Linked DNA regions of Homo sapiens: region 2 is linked to region 1. Evidence: chromatin contacts called from ENCODE Hi-C or POLR2A ChIA-PET data. All regions are on one chromosome and are shown on one strand. The core of a region is the stretch at or near the end of the contact, and the rest is flanking DNA. Distances in the headings are between cores, read along the strand shown.

The links. Hi-C counts contacts between places; a loop is a spot of excess contacts on that map. ChIA-PET counts read pairs that join two places held with the same protein, here RNA polymerase II (POLR2A). Pooled maps may share reads with other maps.
Region 2: a loop to region 1 is called in a map of endothelial cell of umbilical vein, with 5 times the contacts of the local background. The contact joins the enhancer-like site here to the promoter of ODAD2 in region 1. A Hi-C loop is called at or near these places in 1 of 168 maps with a recorded cell type or tissue (endothelial cell of umbilical vein) and 1 of 50 pooled maps. POLR2A ChIA-PET finds 5 or more read pairs at or near these places in 2 of 52 experiments (T-cell and activated T-cell).

What each region holds. Positions count from the first base shown.
Region 1 is chr10:27,996,438-28,001,405 of GRCh38, reverse strand. ODAD2 (outer dynein arm docking complex subunit 2) reads left to right here and starts at 2,327. Exons shown (of 20, transcript NM_018076.5): 1 at 2,327-2,412.
Region 2 is chr10:28,085,720-28,091,280 of GRCh38, reverse strand. It overlaps MPP7 (MAGUK p55 scaffold protein 7), which reads left to right. Exons shown (of 17, transcript NM_001318170.2): 12 at 1,440-1,610. Among named protein-coding and RNA genes, the nearest start is that of SNORD130, 15 kb to the right of the region's middle. RefSeq lists an enhancer at 1,275-2,474. Within about 2 kb of position 3,137, at least 4 of the 41 ENCODE cell types and tissues checked have a DNase peak (open chromatin) inside an H3K27ac peak, as active enhancers do; they include endothelial cell of umbilical vein, where a contact is called at or near this core.

The DNA of each region.
Region 1 (4,968 bases), core at 1,078-3,577:
GGCCTCTGGTACAGCAAACCCCGGGTGTGCCCTCAGTGATGAAGGCTCTTTCCAAGATCACGGCTACTTAGAATCCTCAGGCTGGTTCTATTAACCCTAAGAAAATGTGGGCCTTGCCTTTCTGGTGCTTGGTGAAGAGTGTCAGGAAGCAAGGCATCTTTGACTAGGCGATTCATGAATTTAGCTCCTTCTACGTGCCAGTCATCCTTCTAGATCTTAGGAGTACAGACTTGAAGGAGGCAGAAAAGCTCCCTATTTTCATAAAGCTTACCTTGTAGGGGTAGCAGATGGGCAACAAGGCAAAGACAAGTTATGGCCAGGCACAGTGGTTCATGGCTGTAATCCCAGTGCTTTCGGAGGCCATGGCTGGAGGATCACTTGAGCCCAGGAATCAGAGGCTGCAGTGAGCTATGCTTATGATTATGTCACTGCACTCTGCACTCCAGCCTGGGTGACAGAATGAGACCTCGTCTCAAAAAAAAAAAAAAGAAAAAAAAAAAACAAGTCATGATAAATCCTTCAGGGAGTGACTGGGCCCAGGTAGTGTTTCATCACGACAAGGAAAAATTGGAAAGAGGCGACTGGGACTTCTTCAGATTTAAATATTATTAAGTTATTTTTGCTTGGAAAATATCCGGTAAAATAAATTCACATTTTGGCATCAGATTAAGCAACTTGGCATGAATTTGGCAAACAACGACATAGTTGCTCAGATCTTGGTGGGTTCTGGCTTTTTCCAGCTTTGCAAACCAAGGTGAAATGTCCTGAACTTGGAAGATCTCTGGCTGGCATCCACATTGGACCCAGTAATGCTCCCTTATGTCATACAGCTGATTAAAATGTGCAGAGGAACTAAAGTACCCACAGAAGCTTCCTTGCTTCCAGGACTGGGACTACTCCAGGATCCTTCCGAAGGATGCCCTCTGCTCCTCACCAGGTTGTGACCTGCATTACCGCCACAGGTGTGATGCTGTTGTCTCAGACTGTAATCCACCCATTTTTAAAAGGGCTTCTCTGTATACCTATTAGCATAAGCCCCTTTCTCACTGGTTGCAAGTCTAAGCTTCTCTGCAGGTAGTATCTCCTTTAGGTGAAACTATTCCATTCCTAACAACTTTCGCACTTTCAAAAAGAGAAGAAAAGAACCCAAAACAGGCCAGGCATGGTGGCTCATGCCTGTAATCCTAGCACTTTGGGAGGCCGAGGTGGGTGGATCACTTGAGGTCAGGAGTTCAAGACCCACCTGGCCAACATGGTGAAACTTCGTCTCTACTAAAAGTACAAAAATTAGCCGGGCATGGCGGCGCATTCTTGTAATCCCAGCTACTCAGGAAGCTGAGGGGGGAGGATCTCTTGAACCCGGGAGGCAGAGGTTGCGGTGAGCCGAGATGGGAGGCAGAGGTTGCGGTGAGCCGAGATCGTGCCACTGCACTCCAGCCTGGGTGATAGAGCCAGACTTCGTCCCCCACCCTCCAAAAAACCCAAAACAAAGGACAAATATCTATACCTCATATCCCTACGTGTTTGCAGAAAGGTTCTGCTTTGAGCTGAATCCGTATAATATTATGACAGGTGATATCCTAACATCATTCCACATTTGCCTCTTTGGCATCCGGAAAAGAATCCAGTTTTAATTCCTAAACACCCCATCATCCTAAGTGCTCCGGCATTGGTCCTTAAACACCGTGTCCCCCCACCCCAAGATAGTGCATTCTTCCCCATCCCCCCCCACCTCAATATTCCCACTCCTTTATCCCTCACTGGTGTTCCAGTTGGGGCTCTTGCTGGTAGGGTGTCTAGAGGTGGGGTCAAAACCATCTTAATGGACAAAGGTAAAGGCCATTTAAAAAAAGAGATGGGGGACATGTTTTCATTTCACTCCGATCCTCTGCCCTATTGAAGAGCGCTTTCTGCTTTCCCGGTGAGTATCAGAGTATTCTACCATATTTGTTTTTTTGGAGAGAAACATGTAAGCCTCAAATATCCTAGGAGAAGCCCTATGCTATTTGGGGGTACTCAGTGAAGATTTCAGGTACATACAACGCACTTGTCTGGAAGCCTATGGAAAAATGTAAAAAGGGGTTTCTAAGGAATATTTTCTGCTTCCTTTCTGCTCCATTTTAAGTTTTCTGCTAACTTGCCGCCGACCCCGCAACTGCTCACGACCTCTGTCAAAGTCAACCTTTCCCACCGCGTGGAGTGAGTTAGGGTGCACACTCGGGAGTTGCATAAAAGTGTTTGAGAAAGGGAGATGCAAAGTTGAATAAAAGTGTTTCCCGGGAGGGGCCGAGCGGAAAGCAGCAGGTGGCCGGGGCGGGTGGAACCCAGCGCGGGCGCAGAGCGTCTCTGGCGCGGGCATACGGTGCAACGGGTCCGCGGGAATCTTGGATGCGCGGAGGTCCCGAGACCAGGGTAACGGACTGGGCTGCGGTCGCGGCCGGGTGAGGCTGGGAGCGGAAGGCGGCGGCGGCGGCGCCCGGGGGAGGGCACGGGCCCTGTAGGCCTCCCACAAGGGCGCCGGCGTGCGCGGCCGCAGGGCGCGCAGTGTTGACCCGCGTCCTAGCAACAGGCGGGCGCCGACTGCGGGGGGCAGGGTGCTGCAGGTGAGTGCGGCTGGGGGTCTCCACGCTCACCCCCGCAGGGGTTCTGCAGCCGCCCGCGTGGATCGGGAAACAGAGGCGGCTCTCTGGCCCCGCCGCTGCCGCTCTCGCCTGCTCCCCTTTCCCTCCCGGGGACCAAGACCCGCCCCCTTCCCTTCTCTCTCCCAGCCCCATCTCACTCCTTCCTCCCCGCGAGACCCTGCCTCGGCCCTAGGTTGGGGACCGTCTGCTCCTCAGTCCCTGCGCCCCTCTCTGCACTACCTCGGCCCCATCACCTCCCGGATCCGCTCTCCACTTCTCCCGCCGCTTCCCTGCCTCTCCTTCCCCCAGCCCGTCTTTCTCCTCCGCCCTTTGCAGCTCTGCCTCCCGCTCCCAGCGTGGTTTTCGCCGTCCCTTCCCTCCTCGTCCCCTTACCGAATCCATTCCTGGAAACTTAGGGTCTCAGCTCTGACGCCCCCTTCTTGTAACGAGTCTGGTGGGGGCCGTCATCCCACACTAGGCTTAGCTTTGGTTTTACTTAGGGCCCTGTTCATGTCATGTCTAAAAGTTCGATTTTCTGTCGGTCTTACTGAGTAACTTCTGCATTCTCAGAAAGCAGTGTATGCGCGGACTCCCCGTGGATGTTACCAACCACATTTCATAGATCTCAGAGCTGATGGCTGCCTTTCCGTAGCCCCCTAAAGAATTCGGTTGTGCTTCTGTTTAAGTGTTAACGATGTGATTACCGAATGGGTTTCATTTCACTAATGATGCTGGAAGCTTGAAATTGACCTTTAGAAAGAAAAACAATCTGTGGTATCTATTGGATAAAGAGAAAAATGAGTGCTAAGTGATTCCCAGTTTATGTAAACATCCCAGTTTATGTAAACACGTAACCAAAACTTTTTTCCTTTTAATCTTTAAACTTACTTTCTTTACTTCAAAGGTGTGTGCTGTGTATTTACATGGATTCATTTTAACTATGGTTCTTAAGCCAAAAGAGCTTGGCAATGGGCAGAAACCGGGGAGCAACTGGTCTTGATTTTAAAATCTTAGTTTTGAGTTATGCCGACCATTTTTGAACACCATTTATTTATTTATTTATTTTCTAATAACATTGATCTTGCCTTCTGGATTGTCATAGGCCACCCTGAGGTTTTCTTAAACTCACCAACCTTCTTGAATAAAACTTGTGCATTGCTACGGTTCACTAGACTTGGAAATACAATTTGAATAGATTCAAATGTTACATTTCTGTCAAAATTTATCTTGACGAAAATAACGATTTTGCATTTCTTAATTCTGTGTTAAGGGTCCTTCAAGAAGTTACTATATGGTATGTTGACTACCATAGCGTTACATAATCTATTTAATTTCGCATTTTTTCTTTAAAAATGTGCAAGAAGCAATCTTTATAAGATTACCAAAACAAATGTTATACTTAAGATTAAAGACAGACAGAACTTTCACCTAAGCCTTTCTGTATAAGATAAAGCTATTTGCACTTATTTCACACTATTTTACACTGATTTGCACTTATTTTACACAACAATGGGAAATTCAAGAGTCTCACACATACACATCAGAACATGTTTATGTGTTTAAATCTAAAGCATTTCTCATCGGTTAGCAATAGAAACAAAATGCTAGAATACTAAAACAAACACCCAGAACAAATTTGTGCACTAATTTCTGCACTTTATTTCATGACCACTTTGGTATATATGTCTGGATCAGTTGTTCTCCACCCTATCTGATCCAGTACTTGGTTTTTATAGCATATATGTTGTAAGGCTGCTTTGCTATCCTGAAATCAATATCATAGATTATAATCTTACATATTTAATATAGTTTTAAATATTGATAGTGTGCTAACTGTAAAATGAAAGAAAATAATTGTAAGAAAAGATTGGCATGTAAACGCTCAAGTACCACTACACTAGAATATATAGGGAAGTAGTCAGATGTCCAGCCTTACACAGAATGACTGTGAACACAGCAGCCCCAAATGCAGACTGATACAGATGTGCCATTGCAACTTAAATTTCTCAAATAACATTGCCATCAATGGTGTCATTTTCCAAAATGCTGAGCTCTTGGTAAAATTCCATGTAAAACAAAATATGTACAACCTTCTTTTCGTTTATGGTAGCTACAATTCTGGAAAATTCAGGGTGTAATAAAACTGTGACAAAATACTCTGCAATTTTTGCAAAGTGCAGAAAAATTCTAGGCTCAGGTAGTGCTTATCTGAAGTTTTTCACTTACTAGATGCCTGGAGGTTACAGCAGAATTCTTCCTTCTGAGGTACTATCCTGCACAGGATATTTTACATTGTCGGTCCTCAACACTAAAGGCCGATAATGCCCCCTTTCCTATCATGTTGATA
Region 2 (5,561 bases), core at 1,888-4,387, 89 kb before region 1:
GTTTATCAAAGTTGATGAATATTCTTTTTGAAGAGAATGTATTTTTATACCTTTAAAATGTACTTGCATTTTATTTTGAACTTTGCAGCTGATATAAAATATATATAAGGGTTTTTTTGTTTTGTTTTGTTTTTGAAATGGAGTCTTACTCTGTCACCTAGGCTAGAGTACGGTGGTGCGATCTTGGCTCACTGCAACCTCTGTCTCCTGAGTTCAAGCGATTCTCCTGTCTCAGCCTCCCGAGTAGCTGAGATTACATGTGTGCACCACCACTTAGCTAATTTTTTTGTATTTTTAGTAGAGATGGGGTTTCTCCATGTTGCCCCACCTGGTCTTAAACTCCTGGGCTCAAGCGATCTGCCCTCCTTCCTTGGCTTCCCAAAGTGCTGGGATTATAGGCATGAGCCACCGTGGCTGGCTCTATTTCTTAATTTCATATGTGTCACATTATGAAAGCATAGAATTTCCATTAGAGAAAAGAACCTGAGGCTTGATGATTTATTCCATCCCCTGGAGTCCAGTTAAAGTTAACTGACTTGCTGAAGATCAACTAATTGTTGACTGGGTGAGCTTTGTTCTGTCAGCCTGACTGACGCATAAGCACACGCTACACTACACACTCCCTAATTTAGTTTTCTTTTTGTTTAACAATAGATGCTGCCTGTGCCATGGGTACGTTGTGAGGTTATGCTTAGGATGTAATAGAAACTTTGTTCATGTTCATGAATGAGAGAACTTATTGTTTACATTTAAAATGCTTTTACAGTGTTTTTAACTTTTTCATATCAAATGTGTTTACCAATCAGTTCTTGATAAATTATGATTTTTGACTTATTTTGCTTTATTATAGTTATTTTACTCAATGATTTTTCAACAGAGCTCTTTATTGTTTAAACCAAATAAAATTTACATTATTATAACTACATAAATAAATATTAAATCTAAGTTATTGTTTTTATAAAATTGTGTACTATTATTTTTTTCTTACTGAATGCATTTCTAACAATATTATGATGAATAGGCCAGGCACAGTGGCTCATGCCTGTAATCCCAACACTTTGGGAAGCTAAACTGGGGGGATTGCTTGAGGCCAGCAGTTCAAACCAGCCTGGGCAACGTAGCAAGACCCTGTCTCTACAAAGTATTTTAAAAATTAACCAGCCGTGGTGATGTGTGCCTGTAATCCCACCTGCCTGGGAGCCTGAGGTGGGAGGATCGCTTGAGCCCAGGAGTTCAACACTGCAGTAAGCTGTGATGGCGCCACTGCTCTCCAGGTTGGGCAACAGAGTGAGACCCTGTCTCTAAAACATTAGGGTTTTAACTTTAAAAACCCAATATTATGGTAAATAAAATCCAACCCAACTCTGAGGGTTTTTTTTTTTTGAGGGTTTCTTTTTTGGTTGATGTTACTAAAAATATATTTATTTTAATATTTGCAGCTGGTTTTAGAAAAAGTTTTCGTCTTAGTAGAAAAGATAAGAAAACAAATAAATCCATGTATGAATGCAAGAAGAGTGATCAGTACGACACAGCTGACGTACCCACATACGAAGAAGTGACACCGTATCGGCGACAAACTAATGAAAAATACAGACTCGTTGTCTTGGTTGGTAAGTGCTTGTTTCTGTGAGTAATTCTGAGGAAATGAGTGAGCTAGTAAGAATTTCTCTTCAAAGTGAATCATACTTGAAGTTTTCAAGCTAAAAATCTCCTCCCCTTCAACACCTTTTGTCTTGTCTCTGAAACAAAATCTTTAGTTTTTTGTACGTAATTGACTTGCAGAGACTTTTAAGACATTTCTGAAGAACGGTACTGTCGTTTTAGTGGAACCTTTGTCAAGTGGGGATAGCAAACACTGTTGTAATATATGAAGCATACATCAGGGCAATTAAATAATAGAAGTGAATATTTTTGAACACAATGCAAGTTCGTTTCAAAGCATTTTGAGGCAGCAGCATGGTACAAGCTTCAGATGGCATTTAGACCTTCAGTGAAATAAAGTATTACAGCAGAGTTCTAGGATATTTCAAGCTAGAGAGTCAGCAAAGTCGCTTTAAAGTTGATAATTGGCTGGGTGCCGTGGCTCACACCTTTAATCCCAGCACTTTGGGAGGCCAGGGTGGGAGGATCACTTGAGGTCAGGAGTTTGAGACCAGCCTGGCCATCATGGTGAAGCCCCATCTCTACAGTGAAGCCCCATCTCTACATTGAAGCCCCATCTCTACAAAAATACAAAAATTAGCCAGGCGTGGTAGCACAGTCCTGTAGTCCGAGCTACTCAGGAGGCTGAGGCAGAAGAATCCCTTGAACCTGGGAGGTGGAGGTTGCAGTGAGCCAAGATCGCGCCACTGCACTCCAGCCTGGGTGACAGAGCGAGACTCTGTCTCAAAATAAAAAGGCAGTTAATAAAGGAATGTGGGTATTTTCACAAACATCGATTGCCTTGACTCAGATTTGCATCCTAGCATCTATCTTGTGCACCCTTCACAGATGTGAGTAGCCACAAGCTCCATGTATCTTCACTTCATCCTCAATGCATTTCTTTAAAAATGTAGCGAGAGATATTTAAACTTCCAGGATCAAAGCCAATGATTTTAGAAAAGTTTTGGAGTAGAAGAGCATGGTGTCTCTTAGTGTTAGTACATTCTCACACTGCTATAATTACCTGAGACTGGGTAATTTATGAAGAAAAGAGGTTTAATTGACTCACAGTTCCACAGGCTATATAGGAAGCATGACTGGGAGCCCTCAGGAAACTTAACAAGCATGGCAGAAGGTGAAGGGGAAACAGGAGCGGGCTTCACATGGCAGCAGGGGAGAGAGAGAGTGAGAGCGACAGGGGACGTGCCACATACTTTTAAACCATCAGATCTCCTGAGAACTCATTATCGTGGGAATATCATGGGAGAAATCTACCTCTGTGATCTAGCTACCTCCCACCAGGTCCCTCCCCCAGCATTGAGAATTACAGTTCAACATGAGACTTGGGTGGGGACACAGAGCCAAACCATATCACTCTTGTTAATTGTTCTTTTATAAACTCGTGATGATACTTATGGAAATGAGAATCAATGGAGAACCTGAGAATTACCCCATCTTAGTAAGATGGAGTCCTTTGAAAGGTTACAACCCATGCTGTTCATTGAGAAATGGTGGGTGACTCATGGGAAATGATGCAATTTCTCACATCTGTAGGTCCTGGAAGTGAACACTAGCATCATTACATATTAAGATTGTTTGCATTATTTTGAAACACATATTCACATACTTCAAAAGAAATTCAAAATTTCCTTTATTAATAATGTCCACATCTCCTAATTCATTTATACTGAGCCTCCTCAAGGAGGAGGAGGAAGAATTTATTTATAGCTTACAGTGCCCTGCTTCTCATCCTTATAGAGGTGTGCTGAGAGAACATGCATTTCCCAGCTCAATGGGGCTACCTGAGACCTCCTGCTCCTCTCCCACCTCACTGTCCCTTCTGTGCTGCCTCCTTCACCAGCACAGATCACAGCAACATCTCTTCTGTCCCTGTTGCCTCTTCTCCTCAGCCAAGGGGAAAGACATGTAATAAAATGGCATTGAGGCTGGGCGCAGTGGCTCATGCCTGTAATCCCAGCGCTTTGGGAGGCTAAGCCAGGAGGATCACTTGAGGTCAGGAGTTCAAGACCAGCCTGCCCAACATGGCAAGACCCTGTCTCTACTAATAGTATAAAAATTAGTCAGGTGTAGTGGCAGGCGCCTGTAGTCCCAGCTTCTTGGGAAGCTGAGGCACAAGAATTGCTTGAACCTGGGAGGCAGAGGTTGCAGTGAGCTGAGATTGCATCACGGTACTCCAGCCGGGGCAACAGAGCAAGATTCTCTAATTAAAAAAAGAAAGAAAGAAAAAAAAAGGCATGTGTTAGTCTGTTGTGTGTTGCTGTAAAGGAATACCTGAGATTGGGTAATTCATAAAGAAAAATGATTTGTTTGGCTGATGGTTCTAATAGCTGGAAGTTTGGGCATCTGGCGAGGGCCTCATGCTGCTTTGACTTGTGGAAGGCGAAGGGAATCCTGTGTGTGCAGAGATCACGTGGAGAGAGAGGAAGCAGGAGTGGTGGGATGTCAGGCTGTTTTTAACAACCAGCTTTCTTGGGGGACAAATAGAGTGAAAACTCACTCACTGCCTCACGCCAGGGAGGGCATTAATCTATTCATGAGGGATCTGCTCTTATGACCCAAACACCTCTCCTTGGGCCCCACTTCCAATGCTGGGATCAAATTTCAACACGCAATTTGGGGGGACAAACATCGAGACTATAGCTAGAGGGAAAAATAAAATGGGAAACTTCATTATCTTGGAGGCCACCTCTCCAGATTTGACTCCATCTACACTCTGCCTGGTTTTGTTTGCCTTTCAGAGTCCCTAGGTTGTTGCCTTTTGTGCGCTGTCCAGAGGTTTGGGCTGTATTCAGCGGGGGATAGACTCTGGTGGGCTTTCCCCGATATAGTGGATCTGGAACTCTCTGAAGCTTTAAACTCCTCTGACACAACTTGGCCTTTCTTCATGGGTGTGCCTTAATCAGCCTCCTCAAAACTGTGTAATGGAACCCCAGCCCTACTGGTCAGCAGTTGAAACGGTCGTCAGGACAAAAGAATATCACAGCATCATTCCAGCTACCTTTTGAGGCAAAATAATGCTCCCAGAATTATATATCACCACATTCTATTGTCAGCCAAAAATCATAGAATGACCTGAGGTATTTTCGCTTCTCCTGTCTGAATGCTAATTGTCCTGATCCGTGATCACTGATTGCACTAAAATTCATCTGGCTGAAATCATCAGTAAAGAGATTAATTGTATGCACTTCAGTTGCCCTGTTTCCCCTTTGGCCTTTGGGTTCCTGGTACCCGAATTCTGAATTGAATGTGGACTCTGTTTTGGGGCCAAGTGCTTTGCTTTTTTTCTTTCATTGTTTTCTCTTCTTTCTTTCTTTACTTTCCTTTAAATTCTGGGATACATGTACAGAATATGCAGGTTTGTTACATAGGTATACATGTGCCATATGGTGGTTTGCTGCACCCATCAACCCGTCATCTAGGTTTTAAGCCCTGCATGTATTAGGTATTTGTCCTAATGCTCTCCCTCCCCTTGCCCCCACCCCGCAGGCCCTGATGTGTGATGTTCCCCTCTCTGTGTCCATGTGTTCTCATTGTTCAACTTCCACTTATAAGTGAGAACATGCGGTGTTTGGTTTTCTGTTCCTGTGTTAGTTTGCTGAGAATGATGGTTTCCAACTTCATCCATGTCTCTGCAAAGGACATGAACTCATCCTTTTTTATGGCTGCATAGTATTCCATGGTGTATATGTGCCACATTGTCTTTATCCAGTGTATTATTGATGGGTATTTGGGTTGGTCCCCTCCCTTTTCTCACTTTATTTTTTAATTCCCAGCAGAATCCTAAAGCCTTTTTTTTCTAGCCCTGTGATATCAATCCTATTGCAATGACTGCTGTTTCTGTCTCCTGTTTGAAATTCCTTAAGTTTGATTCCTGATTCTCAGAGATTTCCCCTTTGTCT